2 separate regions of the Mus musculus genome follow, and region 2 is linked to region 1. Evidence: chromatin contacts called from ENCODE Hi-C data. All regions are on one chromosome and are shown on one strand. The core of a region is the stretch at or near the end of the contact, and the rest is flanking DNA. Distances in the headings are between cores, read along the strand shown.

Region 1 (5,982 bases), core at 2,048-4,547:
TGAAGAAAATATCTAATTAAAAAAAAAAGAGGGGCTGGTGAGATGGCTCAGTGGGTAAGAGCACCCGACTGCTCTTCCGAAGGTCAGGAGTTCAAATCCCAGCAACCACATGGTGGCTCACAACCATCTGTAAGGAGATCTGACGCCCTCTTCTGGAGTGTCTGAAGACAGCTACAGTGTACTTACATATAATAAATAAATAAATCTAAAAAAAAAAAAAAGAGTCTTTGTTTCCTTGGGGTCCATATTCAAATGAGCTGGGACTTCTTGAAAGACCAGGTATCTGAAAATTTATTTAATTTAATTTTTTATGTGTATGGGTGTCTTGCCTTCATTTATGTCTATGAACCATGTATGTGCCTAGTGTCTGAAGAATCTAGGGCATCAGATTTCATGGAACAGGGGTTACAGGTGGTTGTGAGCTGCCATCTGGGTGCTGGGAATTGAACCATGCAAACACAGTGCTGGCTTCGGTTCATCTATATTTCAGCTGCTATTTCTAGGGTACCGAGGAGTCTGAGAATGGCCTCTCATTTCCATCTTAGGTGTCTGAGATTTCTGGAAGAGAATAATGTGACTGTGGTCCCTACTTAGGTAGATCTGGAGGATGTCTTATTTTCCCTATGTTGATGAGGAAGGATGCCTGGGAGGAGGCAGCCAGTCTCCTTAGCACATTAAGGACATATGTAGAAATATTTTCCACTCAGATGAGGAAAAAAAAATCACCTGTTACTATCCTCTTGTGTTTAACGCTTTGGCACGTAAATTGTAGATTCTTGCTGGCAGGTCGTCAAATGCTTTGACCCAAAATAAGGTGAACTGGATTCTAGCATGATGCAAGCAAAAAGCTTTCTGGACTCTCTAGATGACAAATACCAAGTAAACTCATGATAGTGCTTTATGGTGCCAGCAGGTGCCAGAGTGAGGAAAATACCCCAAAGGGCTGATATCAATGTGACTCTGCTGGCTGCTGGACTGTCACCTTTCACTACTGATCACCCAGATAAGGAAGCCACAGGCAAGGCAGCATCAGGGTCCAGAGGTCAGACAGCTCCAGGTCTGTTTCACAGTTTCTGCTTTTATGACCTGCAGGTGTAAGGGCACTAGCTCTGTGAAATGTAGATATAGACTTGTCCTTCCAACAAGCCCTCAAGTCCTTCCTTGGGGCTCTCACCTCCAGCACAGGAAAGCACTCTTAGCTCAGTGTTTGTTGAAGAGTAGCAGCCATCTGCAACAGAAAGACTACTCTCTGAACCCTACCATTCCCTCAGACTCCGAACTGTTTTATTTCTAATATTAAGTCAAGTGGATCTTAAAACGTTGTCTCTAGGTCAGCAATGCAGGTATCACTTGGTAAAAATTCAGAACATATCCAGATTTTCCTTGTAAGACCAAGCTAGTTTCTGAGGCCTTTTGCAATTTTTCTTGTCTGTAAGAAAAACACCTGGCAGGACTGTGGATGTAGCTTGGTGGGTAGAATGCTTGCCTTGTGTGCATGAAATCCTGGGTTCTATCCCCAGCATCATATAAACTGGGTGTGGTAGCATGTGCTTAGAGTCCCATGCTTAGGGAGGTGAAATCAGATTCAGAAGTTCAAGGTTGTTCTCTGCTATTGAGGCCAACCTGGGATATGTGAGGCCCTGTCTTGAAGCTAAACCGAGAAAACAACAGCAACAAAACACTTGTCAATTTGGGGCTGCACAGGCTCATGATACAAGCTCCTTAGGAGTCTGAGGTAGGAGATTGCAACTTCAAGACTTATTTATATTACAGAGCAATTTCAAGATGACTTGGACCACTTAATAAAATGTTGTCTCAAAATTAAAATGACATAAAACTAAAAAGGCCCGGAAATGCTGTGTGGTGCCAGAGCTCAGTGCACGAGAGGGCCTGGATTCAATCCTCAGCACCCATTAAAAAATGAACAAGAGACTTGCCTGTCATTGGTCTGACACCTGACAGCCAAGGAATTCCCCCTGATGTCTCCCTCATTTCCATATCCCCTGTGATTCCACTAAGCCTCATGGGGACCATGGTTCTGAAGGGGGAATGACTTGCCACACAGCTCTCAGGAGTGGGCTTGGAACCCAGGCTTATCTCCTTGTTACCACCGTGTTTTAACTTCTGTAGAAGAATTCTGTGCCTGTCAGGTGACACAAACCATGAATGTTCAGCTGTAAGAACATCCTGTGTCAAGCATCCCTGGCCTTCTCTCAAGAACTCCAAGTTCTCCAGGGAGGTGATGGATAGTAACAACTGTAGCAACTGCAGATTATGTCTCACAGCCCTACTGATATGATAAGCAACACCTCCGGCCATGTACTATTACTATCGAGGGTCTGAGAGGTTAGCTAACCTGAGCACAGTCATAAAGAAATGCTGAAGCTAAGGTTTGCTTTTTGAGACAGAGTCTCACGTAGTCCAGGCTATCTTTGAACTTATTACATAGCTAAGGATTCTCCTACCTCCACCTCCCATGATTACTACCGTGCCTAGTTTATGTGGAGCTGAGGGTGTGTGTGCCAAACCTAGGGCTCTGTGCTTTCTAGGTAGATATTCTACTGTAACCAGGAACTGAGATCCTGATGGTTTGGATGGAAGATCTGTCTGCCTTTCATACTACGCTGAATGCTATTCTCTTTTCCATGCCATAGGAAAATGGGTTAGCTTTGTCTTTCCTCTTTTTTTTTTTCATAAAAGGTTCCTTGTTATTCAAGAGCAATATCGTTGTACACATGGTGATTGATACAGCAGCTGAGCCCTGGGCTGGGCTCCAGAGGACCTGATAGGAACAAAGGAGGTTGTTCTTTCCCACCAATTCTTGGCTGAGTTCCTAAACAAACCTGACCACCATGCATTTAACCAGATGGTTTCAGGGAGTGGTCATCCAAAAAGCCAGTGGTCATTCCTCTGCCTCCACCATGGGCATCCAGCTTTCTGTCCTGGGTGTCCAGCCTTCTGTCCTGGGACTACTCTGCTCAGGCAGATGGAGAACTAGCTCCAGGAACCTGCTCTGATTCTTCAGCAGCCTCCCAGATGGCTGAGCAATAGTCTCAGAGGTTGGGTTGTTGTGAGCTCCCACCATACATCAGTGTACAGTCTATAGGGGTCTCCTGATTCCTGCAGCTCCCAAAAGACCTTTCCAGAGCTTGTCCAGGTCTTGGAGCCCTCTTGATAGGGTCCAAGCTCTGTCAAGACTCTATGAAGGAATTCCCAGAAATCTTACCTTGAGTCCTGGCAAGTCTGTCTCCTTCTTTAGGCCCTGGCAGTTCCTGCAGCTGCTTTAGAAATTTCTCACAAGGGAAGAAATAATAGGTTTCTCTTTCAAGCTCCAAAGTCCTCCTTGAAGTTTCACCGAGAGCCAATGAATATAATGTCAGGCTCCCACCTTGAATTTATCTGCACCTCGGAGTATTTATGACCGTGTCTAGAATAGGATTCTGTGTGAGCATTCCAAAGTCTGCCTCTGAGAAAGTGTAACATGCAGAATGTCAGAGTGTACTGGCTGTTTTTTTGTGTCAACTTGACACAGGCTGGAGTTATCACAGAGAAAGGATCTTCAGTTGGGGAAGTGCCTCCATGAGATCCAGTTGTGGGGCATCTTCTCAATTAGTGATCAACTGGGGAGGTCCCTTGTGGGTGGTGCCATTCCTGGACAAAACATCATGACAAGGAAGCAAGTTGGGGAGGAAAGGGTTTACTCAGCTTACACCTCCAAACCCCTGTTCATCACTAGAGAAAGTCAGGACTGGAACTCAAGCAGGTCAGGAAACAGGAGCTGATGCAGAGGCCATGGAAGGATGTTTCTTACAGGCTTGCTTCCCCTGGCTTGCTCAGCCTGCTTTCTTATAGAACTGTGATTTTAGTTTGAGTATATAGGGTGAAGCTGGGTCACAAGAATGACCTCGTTGTCCTCATTGCCACCCTCATGTTTTGCCTGTGATCAGTATAATAGGAGTAACAGGGTACAGGAGCCACACAGCCTGGACTGTAGCAGAAGAAGACACGAATAAGAATCCAGTTCTATCATTACCAGTTAGGTTTTGTCAATAGGACACAAAATCTAGGGTCACTTGGGAAAGAAGGAGTCTCAGTTGAGGAACTGCTTCCATCAGATTAGTGTGTGGGCGTGTCTGGGGCAGGCATTCCTTATTGCTATTTGATGTAAGAGGACCCAGCCCTCTGTGGGGATTGCTGTTCCTAGGCAGGTGGGCCTGGGCTGTATAAGAAACAGCCCAGCACACCAGAGGAAACTAGTTAGCAGTGCTCCTTTGTGCTCTCATTTTAGTTCCCATACCCTGGTTCCTGCTCTAAGTTCCCTTTGGCTTCCCTTGGTGATGGATTACAACCTTCAAGCTATACAAACCATTCTCCAAGCTGCTTTTGATCAAAATTTTATCTCAGTAAGAAAAAAAAAAGCAAACTAGAACATACTACGAACTGGCAGGTGTACCATGACAAATTACTGGTACCTTGATGAGTCCTGATATTTTTTAAAATTTTCTTGTCTTGAATGAGTTGATAATTCTCTTCTGTATTGTTCAATATGAGATGAATTGGCTATCCTCTCAAGTGTCAGGGAAGGCTTTCCCTCCATGCTATGGACTCCCTTTGTAAACTTTGTAGACTTTATAAACCCTCAAGGTTGGAAAGTGGCCAGGCCCCTGCCTGAGGAGCTCCATCAGCCAGACCCCTCCCCCAAATCACCCTAATTGTCATGACTGTGTATCCAGCCTCTGTAACTGTCACAAAGGTCATCTCCAGCCCCTCAACAGAACCCTCCCTAGATTATGCTAATTTTAGGTGAAGAGTCTGTACAAAAGCCACCAATTCCTGAATAAGAAAGCCCGTTAATCTCTGAACTTCCCACAGAAACCCACCAATCCTTGAGCATGAAAACTCAACACTCCTCAAACAGCGAAACCCACCAATCCCTTAGCTCCCCCAAGTGCAGGACTTGAACTCCCACCAATCTCCAATCTGATAATTTCTGCTCTGAAAAGCTCCACCTCCTTAAAAATCCTGTGTAAGTCCTGCCCTTTGTCCAGTTCCTGGCTCTCCACTCTCCTAGGAGCAGACATGTTCTTCCGCATCCTGGACCCCATCCAATAAATCTCTTTCATGAGATCTGCTGCCTGGTGTCACTCTTTTATCAGAAGAAGCCAAGAAACAATGAAGAGGAGAAGAAGAGAAGAGAAGAGAAGAGAAGAGAAGAGAAGAGAAGAGAAGAGAAGAGAAGAGAAGAGAAGAGAAGAGAAGGAGCGAGGCTCAGGCTGAGGCTCCTGAGCTCCTCAGCTCAGCTGGGGATCCCTCCTCTGGGAGCTGCAATGCCTCTGCTGAGGAGGCGTCCTCTCAGAACTATGTGGTTCCTGGGCTCCCATGTCTGAGGATGCCTTTTGGTTGGGATACCTGCTCTCCTCAAAGCTGTGTGGTTCCTGAGCTTTCGAGTCCCAGGACACCTTCCCATCTGAGCAGGAAGGCCAACAACATAGGCAAAAGTGAATTGAGCAGAAATACCATGGTAGACTGTTACTCACTTGGTTTTCTAGAACACTGAGTTCATTGATCAGGCACTTACTGGAGACTGGTATGGTTCAGATATGATTTCCCCCCAAAAGTTGGTATGCTGGAAGCTTGTCATTTACTGTTATGGTATTGAGACCTTTGAGAGGTATGGCCTGTAGGAAGTGACTGGGTTGTGGTCCTCTTAGTGAAAAGACTCTTTTGGTGTGAGATACTTCCCTCTTTTCCCCTCTTCTCCCCTCCCCTCCCCTCCCCTCCCCTCCCCTCCCCTCCCCTCCCCTCCCCTCCCCTCCCCTCCCCTCCCCTCCCCTCCCCTCCCCTCCCCTCCCCTTCTTTCTCCTTCCCTTTCCTCCTCCTCCTCTCTCCTTCCCTCCCCTATTTCTTCCTTCCTTCCTTCCTTCCTTCCTTCCTTCCTTCCTTCCTTCCTTCCTTCCTTCCTTCCTCCCTCCCTCCCCCTCT
Region 2 (5,982 bases), core at 1,374-3,873, about 31 Mb after region 1:
GCAGTCAGTGCTCTTAACCACTGAGCCATCTTTCCAGCCCCCCACCGCCACCCCCACACAACCACTCTTAAAGGGAGAAGGGAGGGCCTAGCTGTGTAGCGCTGTGAACTATGAACCCGTCTGTGAAGATTTGTTCCAAACTGAATACTGAGTTGCATCTTCTCCCAGTGCCAGGAAGGAGGTGGTGGGTGCTAGTCAATGCACAGAGGAGGCCCCTGAACAGTTTGCCTTTGTGTTCTGGTTTCTCATCTATAATTTTTTTTTGGGGGGGGGGGGAGAGACAGGAAATCTTGTAGCCAGCCAAAGCTGCCCTTGAACTGATCCTCTAGCCCAAGCGGCTGGGACCAATGCATCTCTGTCTATTATGCTCATTTTAAAAGATGAAGCTCTCAGCAGTTTGAGATGAGATTCTGCAGTTTGAGGGCTGTAAAGTAGAAGAGTGGCCTACACTTTAATCCCAGGACTTGGACCAAGGCAGCAGCAGGAGGATCTCTATGAGTTTGAAGCTGGCCTGGTCTATGCAGTAAGTTCCAGGTCTACCCAGGCCAGCTAAGAGCTACATAGTGAAATCTTATTTAAAAAAAAAAAAAAAGTTGTGAATCAAATTCTACCCCAACTTTAAGGTCAACGGATTGCAGCAAGCCTGTGGGTGCCACAGGCATAAGAGTGTGGCTTTTGAGCCAGCCGGTCACGGTTGAACTCAGTTCTTGTAACCTCAGTGGGACTGTCTGTCTATCCTGCTTTCTCATCTATAGTGTATGTGGAACAAAAGTGCCTGCTTCAAAGGTTATTATGAAACTAGATGCCTTTAATCCCAGTACTCAGGAGGAGGAGTTCAAGGCTAACCTGGTCTATACAGCAAGTTTCAGGACAGCCAGGGCTGTACAAAGAAACCCTGCCTGAAAAAAACAGAAGGGGGGGGGAGAAAGAAAGAAAGAAAGAAAGAAAGAAAAGAGAGAGAGAGAGAGAAAGAAAGAAAGAAAGAAAGAAAGAAAGAAAAGAAAGAGAGTGAGAGAGAGAGAAAGAAAGTAAGAGAAAAAGAAAGAAAGAAAGGAAGGAAGAAAGAAAGAAAGAAAGAAAGAAAGAAAGAAAGAAAGAAAGACAGACAGACGGGGGGGGGGGGGAAGGCGTTAATACGCATAAAGCACAAAAGCACTAACTCTGTTTAGTCTGTAGTAGGTACTTGACCATCTCATGTTAAAACTTTTCTTGGCTCTCTGTCGAAAGTACAGAAAGTGGCTCAGTTCTGTTGTCAATTGTTTAAATGTGGATTTTGCTCTCCACTAAAAGGACAGGAATTCATGACACTATCTTAGTATCTTAGTAATAGGCCACTGTCTGGCTAATGTTTAATGCTCATGAAGAAGTTTAATGGAAATAAACTAAGAGTCCACAGCCTGGGCAGGAGAAATTGGTCCTAACAAGTGGATACTAAAATTGGGGTAAGGAGAGACAGACATTCCTTTTTGTAATGTTGTAAGGGCCTAACGTTTGCTTCTCAGAAGGACATGAGCCTGTACACCTACACAGGAGCTTCCACACACTCTCAGCTACAGAATCAACATTTAGTAGAAGAAAAGGGATATAGAGCTGTTCTCTTGGGGCTGGCGACATGAGATGGCTCAGCAGGTAACTAACTGCTCTTCTGAAGGTCCTGAGTTCAAATCCCAGAATCACATGGTGGCTCTCAACCACCCATAATGAGATCTGATGCCCTCCTCTGGCATGTCTGAAGACATCTACAGTGGCCTTATGTATAAATACATATTTATTATTTATTATTATATAATATGTAGTTATAAATGCATATGTATATATTTATTATTGTACTATTATTTTTATAATAATAAATAATAAATTTATGGGCCAGAGCAAGCAGGGCCGACTGGAGCGAGCTGGGCCTACCAGGACGAACAGAGGTCCTAAAAAATTCAATTCCCAACAACCACAGGAAAGCTCACAACCATTTGTACAGCTACATAAAAATAAATAATAAATCTTAAAAAAAAAAAAAAAAAAAAAAAGCTGTGCTCTAACTGGCGTGATGAACCACGCCTTTAATCTAGCACTTCGGTGGCAGAGACAGGAAATCTCTGAGTTCTAGGCCTGGTCTACAGAACTTGTTCCAGGACAGTCAGGGTTACGCAGAGAGACTGTCTCAAAAAAAAAAAAAAAAAAAAAAAAAAAAAAAAAAAAAGCAACAAACTAGAAACAAAAAACAACAAAACAACCCAAAAGAACAATGTTCTGTTGAAGGGAAATAGCAACAACCCACGTTTAGGTTTATAGAGTATTTTACAAGTGAGGCTGAGACGTCTTATGACTTGTCCGAAGTACAAGTTAAAAGGAAAAGGGTGTATATTGGAATTGCGCAGGGATGGGACTGTGGCCTGGCAGGGCTGAAGAACTGGTCAGAGGATAGTTGATCATCCCTAAAGAGGAAGCGCGGCGTGTCCAGTCGGCGCCTGGAGCTCAAGCTCGCAACCAGCACCCTCCGCGCTCCTTGCTTACGTGCGCTCCGTGACTGCCGGGTAGCACGCGGGTACCGCTACGTACAACGCATGCGCACTGCCGCCGCGGTGCACTACACCCCCCCCTTAGCAGGCCGCAGAACTTGCCTGAGGCGCATGCGCACACGGGGCGGGCGGCGGTCTGTCGAGCGAGTGGAAAGATTTCGGGGAGAAAGTGCGCGGAAGCGGGGCGGGAGACTGTAAGTGCGCAGGCGCGACCGGGGCGGGGGGCGGGCTGCGAAGAGAATCTCGGCGATCCTCAGTTGCTGCTGCATCCTCTGCCCGTCGCCATGGCTGCCTACAAGCTGGTGCTGATCCGGCATGGCGAGAGCGCCTGGAACCTGGAGAACCGCTTCAGCGGCTGGTACGACGCCGACCTGAGCCCGGCGGGCCACGAGGAGGCGAAGCGCGGCGGGCAGGCGTTGCGAGGTACGAGCGGGACGAGCGCTGTGTGGCGTACTGGGCCAGCACCGGCCTAGGGGTCGCCTGAGCCCCCGGGCCCTCTCGAGAGGCGGGCACTTCGGTCGGCCTCTGCAGTTGAATTTTCATCTGGGGAGGTGAACGCAGGGTGGGGAACCCGCTTGTCAAGGTCACCCCGTTAAGTCTGAGAGTCTGTGCCAGAAAGAGGGCACAGCCGCCGCTAGGCTAAAATCTGTTCTTCCGGTCCGAGCAGCCCCACCTGTGGCGCCCAGGACCCTTTAGGGTACCACGAGGGCCTAGGGCGCCTGGCGGACGATTCCCCGTGACATCAGTGGCTGTACCGGAGTATACTTGAGGCGCCTGCCCATCATGGCGAAGCGGCAGGTCACGGGCTCGCCCTGGGTAGTGGGGGGGTGTTAGGTGGGGATGTCTAATGGCCTTTGAGACAACCTGGAAACCGCGTGCTTCGGAGAGCTTTGTAGCACAGCAGCAAACCACAAAACCGAATCCAGGAATGTGAGTGGGTGATTTCAGTTGATGCTCTCTCCAGCCCTATGAAGCAGGCAGATCTAATTTCCCTCCTTTTTACCTCTCTCCGTCCTCTTGTTATAGTTTAGAAAAGTGACTGGAAAGATTTGTCCAAGGTCATACAAAACTTAGTTCTAATCCAGTGTCCTTGCCCCATTTCTGGGTGGAGTAACAAGTAAGTGTGAGGAACTGGCGGGCCCTTGGCCAAGGACAGAGGCAGAGCAAAGGGTGAAAGCGTCCAGGAGATAAGCTCGCCTTTGCCTATCCATGCTGGGTGCCCCGCACCACCCACAGTTCTCTGTGATTTTGGAATGCTAATAAGAAAGCAAGGCCTCCCCGCTCCCTGTAGTGAAGAGGCACTTCTCTTGGTGATTAGGGCACATCCTAACTTGGACACGGCAGTAGCTGTGTAAAAGGGTTGCTCATGCCTACCTGAAGTGATCTTGTGTCTTGGTTGCCCTCCCTAGCTTCTTGTACACCCTTTTCAGATGAGGGAAGATTTTGAATACGAATTCCTGAGGCAAGGAAACATTGCTTTTTGAGATGCATGGCCTATGTAGGAGAGGCTAGAAAAAAGGAAAGTACTGGTTAAGGAAGCCATTTTCTTGAGCTCTGTGCCATGAAGCACTGTGTAGACCTGTGGTAGTTTGCTTATGCCTAGCTCAGGACAAAGTTAACTGCCTCTGTTCTCTGGGTATAAGATGATTATACGTTGAGCTGGAAAATAACAAGATCCATTTCAACCTTAAATACTATAGCACTAAGTTTTAGAACCTCACACGTTAGGCGCACATGGTGTTGCATGCCTGTAATTTTTCTCAGCACCCAGGCAGCTAAGAAGGGAGGCTATAGAGCATGGGCCAACTTGGACTACACAGCTGGACTGTCTTTATAAAGCTACTGTAAGTTTAGCATCTCCCAGAGATATCACAGATGATTAAAGGATGGAAGATTAAAAGCAAAAACCGACTGAGGGCTCCTGTGGATAATTGAGTAACAGAAAAGACCCAAGGTGCATACCATTCATTCCACCAGTGTTCCTCCTGCAGATTTCAGAAGGAAACTAGAGAGGCCTCCATGCAGCCTCAGGCGGAGGAAGGCCAGGGGTGAGGGGGCGAAGGGGGGGATGAGAGTCCATTGTCCCCCTGGCTGTACTTTGGATTAAATGGGTGTGTCTTTGTGCTTCTGATGCTATGGCATTCTTGCCAGGGTCCTCAGGGGGTACCACTTTGTCCTTGGGGACTATTTGGAAATAATTGCAGTGAGACAGCAGCCTGTAGCATCTCATCACGGGTGCTGAGGCTTGTTCTGTGGGTGACTCAGCCTTTTGTTGGGGAACATCCCTCCTCTCCTGGTTAAGGAGATGGTGAAGGCTGTGATGATGGCTGTCAGTTCTCATCAGCTTGTCCAGAGGCTCGGGGGTGAGATTGTCTTTCCTTGTGGGTGGTAGTGGTTTTCCTGGTATTAATCTTCCCTGTCCCCACTAGCTGGTCTCAGTGGCCTCATTGTCAGTTGACTGACTGGCAGGAAATTTTACTTCTTTTTTTTAATAACTGTTGCTAGTCTCAATATGAAGCAATGCCCAGAAAAGTTTGTGGTTAAACTTGAAGAGGGCCTTGTGTGCTGGTGAACACAGGGGTGTGTCCTGGGATAAGAAAAGGGACAGCTCCTTAATTCAAAAATATAAAGACAAGTCCAACTAGCTAGGCTTGAACTCAAGATTCCCCCAGGCTCCCTCTACTGAGCTGGGATTAAAAACATGCTGCCGAGCCCAGTGCTTGTCTTTATTTGCTTGTCTGCTAAAAATGGGTTGAGAAGATAGTAACATCATAGGATTCTAGTGAAGACGAAATCACAGTGTGGTATGGGAGCATGAGCCCTTTAGAAAGGTTAGCTATGACTTAAAGAGTTCACATGTTTTAAAGATTTATTTATGTATAGGAGTACACTGTAGCTGTCTTCAGACATACCAGAAGAGGGCATCAGATCCCATTACAGATGACTCTGAACCACCATGTGGTTGCTGGGAATTGAACACAGGACCTCTGGCAGAGCAGTCAGTGCTCTTAACTGCCAAGCCATCTCTCCAGCCCCAGAGTTCATAATTTTATGATCCTTTTTCTTTTTCTTTTTTTTTTTCCCCTTTTGCTCCTTCCTGGTGTAGAAGGCTTAAGATTTATTTTATGTATGTGAGCACAATGTCACTCTCTTTAGACACACCAGAAGAGGGCGTCAGATCTCATTCTAGATGGTTGTGAGCCACCATGTGGTTGCTGGGATTTGAACTCAGGACTCTTGGAAGAGCAGTCAGTGCTCTTAACCACTGAGCCACCCCTTCAGCCCTTTATTTATGATCCTTTTTCACTAAAACAAAATTAAACCCATTTTTCTATTGAGTAAGCACAGGTCTGTACACATGTGCATGCCTTGGGGTGCATGTATGGGGGAAGGACAACTTGTGGTCATCACTCCTTCCACTGTGTGGGTTCTGGGGATTGAACATGGTTTCAATCAAAATGTGTTC

The links. Hi-C counts contacts between places; a loop is a spot of excess contacts on that map.
Region 2: a loop to region 1 is called in a map of regulatory T cell, with 13 times the contacts of the local background. The contact joins the promoter of Pgam1 here to the promoter of Ms4a18 in region 1. A Hi-C loop is called at or near these places in 2 of 37 maps with a recorded cell type or tissue (T-helper 17 cell and regulatory T cell).

What each region holds. Positions count from the first base shown.
Region 1 is chr19:11,014,666-11,020,647 of GRCm38, forward strand. It overlaps Ms4a18 (membrane-spanning 4-domains, subfamily A, member 18), which reads right to left and starts at 3,298. Exons shown (of 7, transcript NM_001251849.1): 1 at 3,227-3,298.
Region 2 is chr19:41,909,248-41,915,229 of GRCm38, forward strand. Pgam1 (phosphoglycerate mutase 1) reads left to right here and starts at 2,624. Exons shown (of 4, transcript NM_023418.2): 1 at 2,624-2,939. The coding sequence starts at 2,801.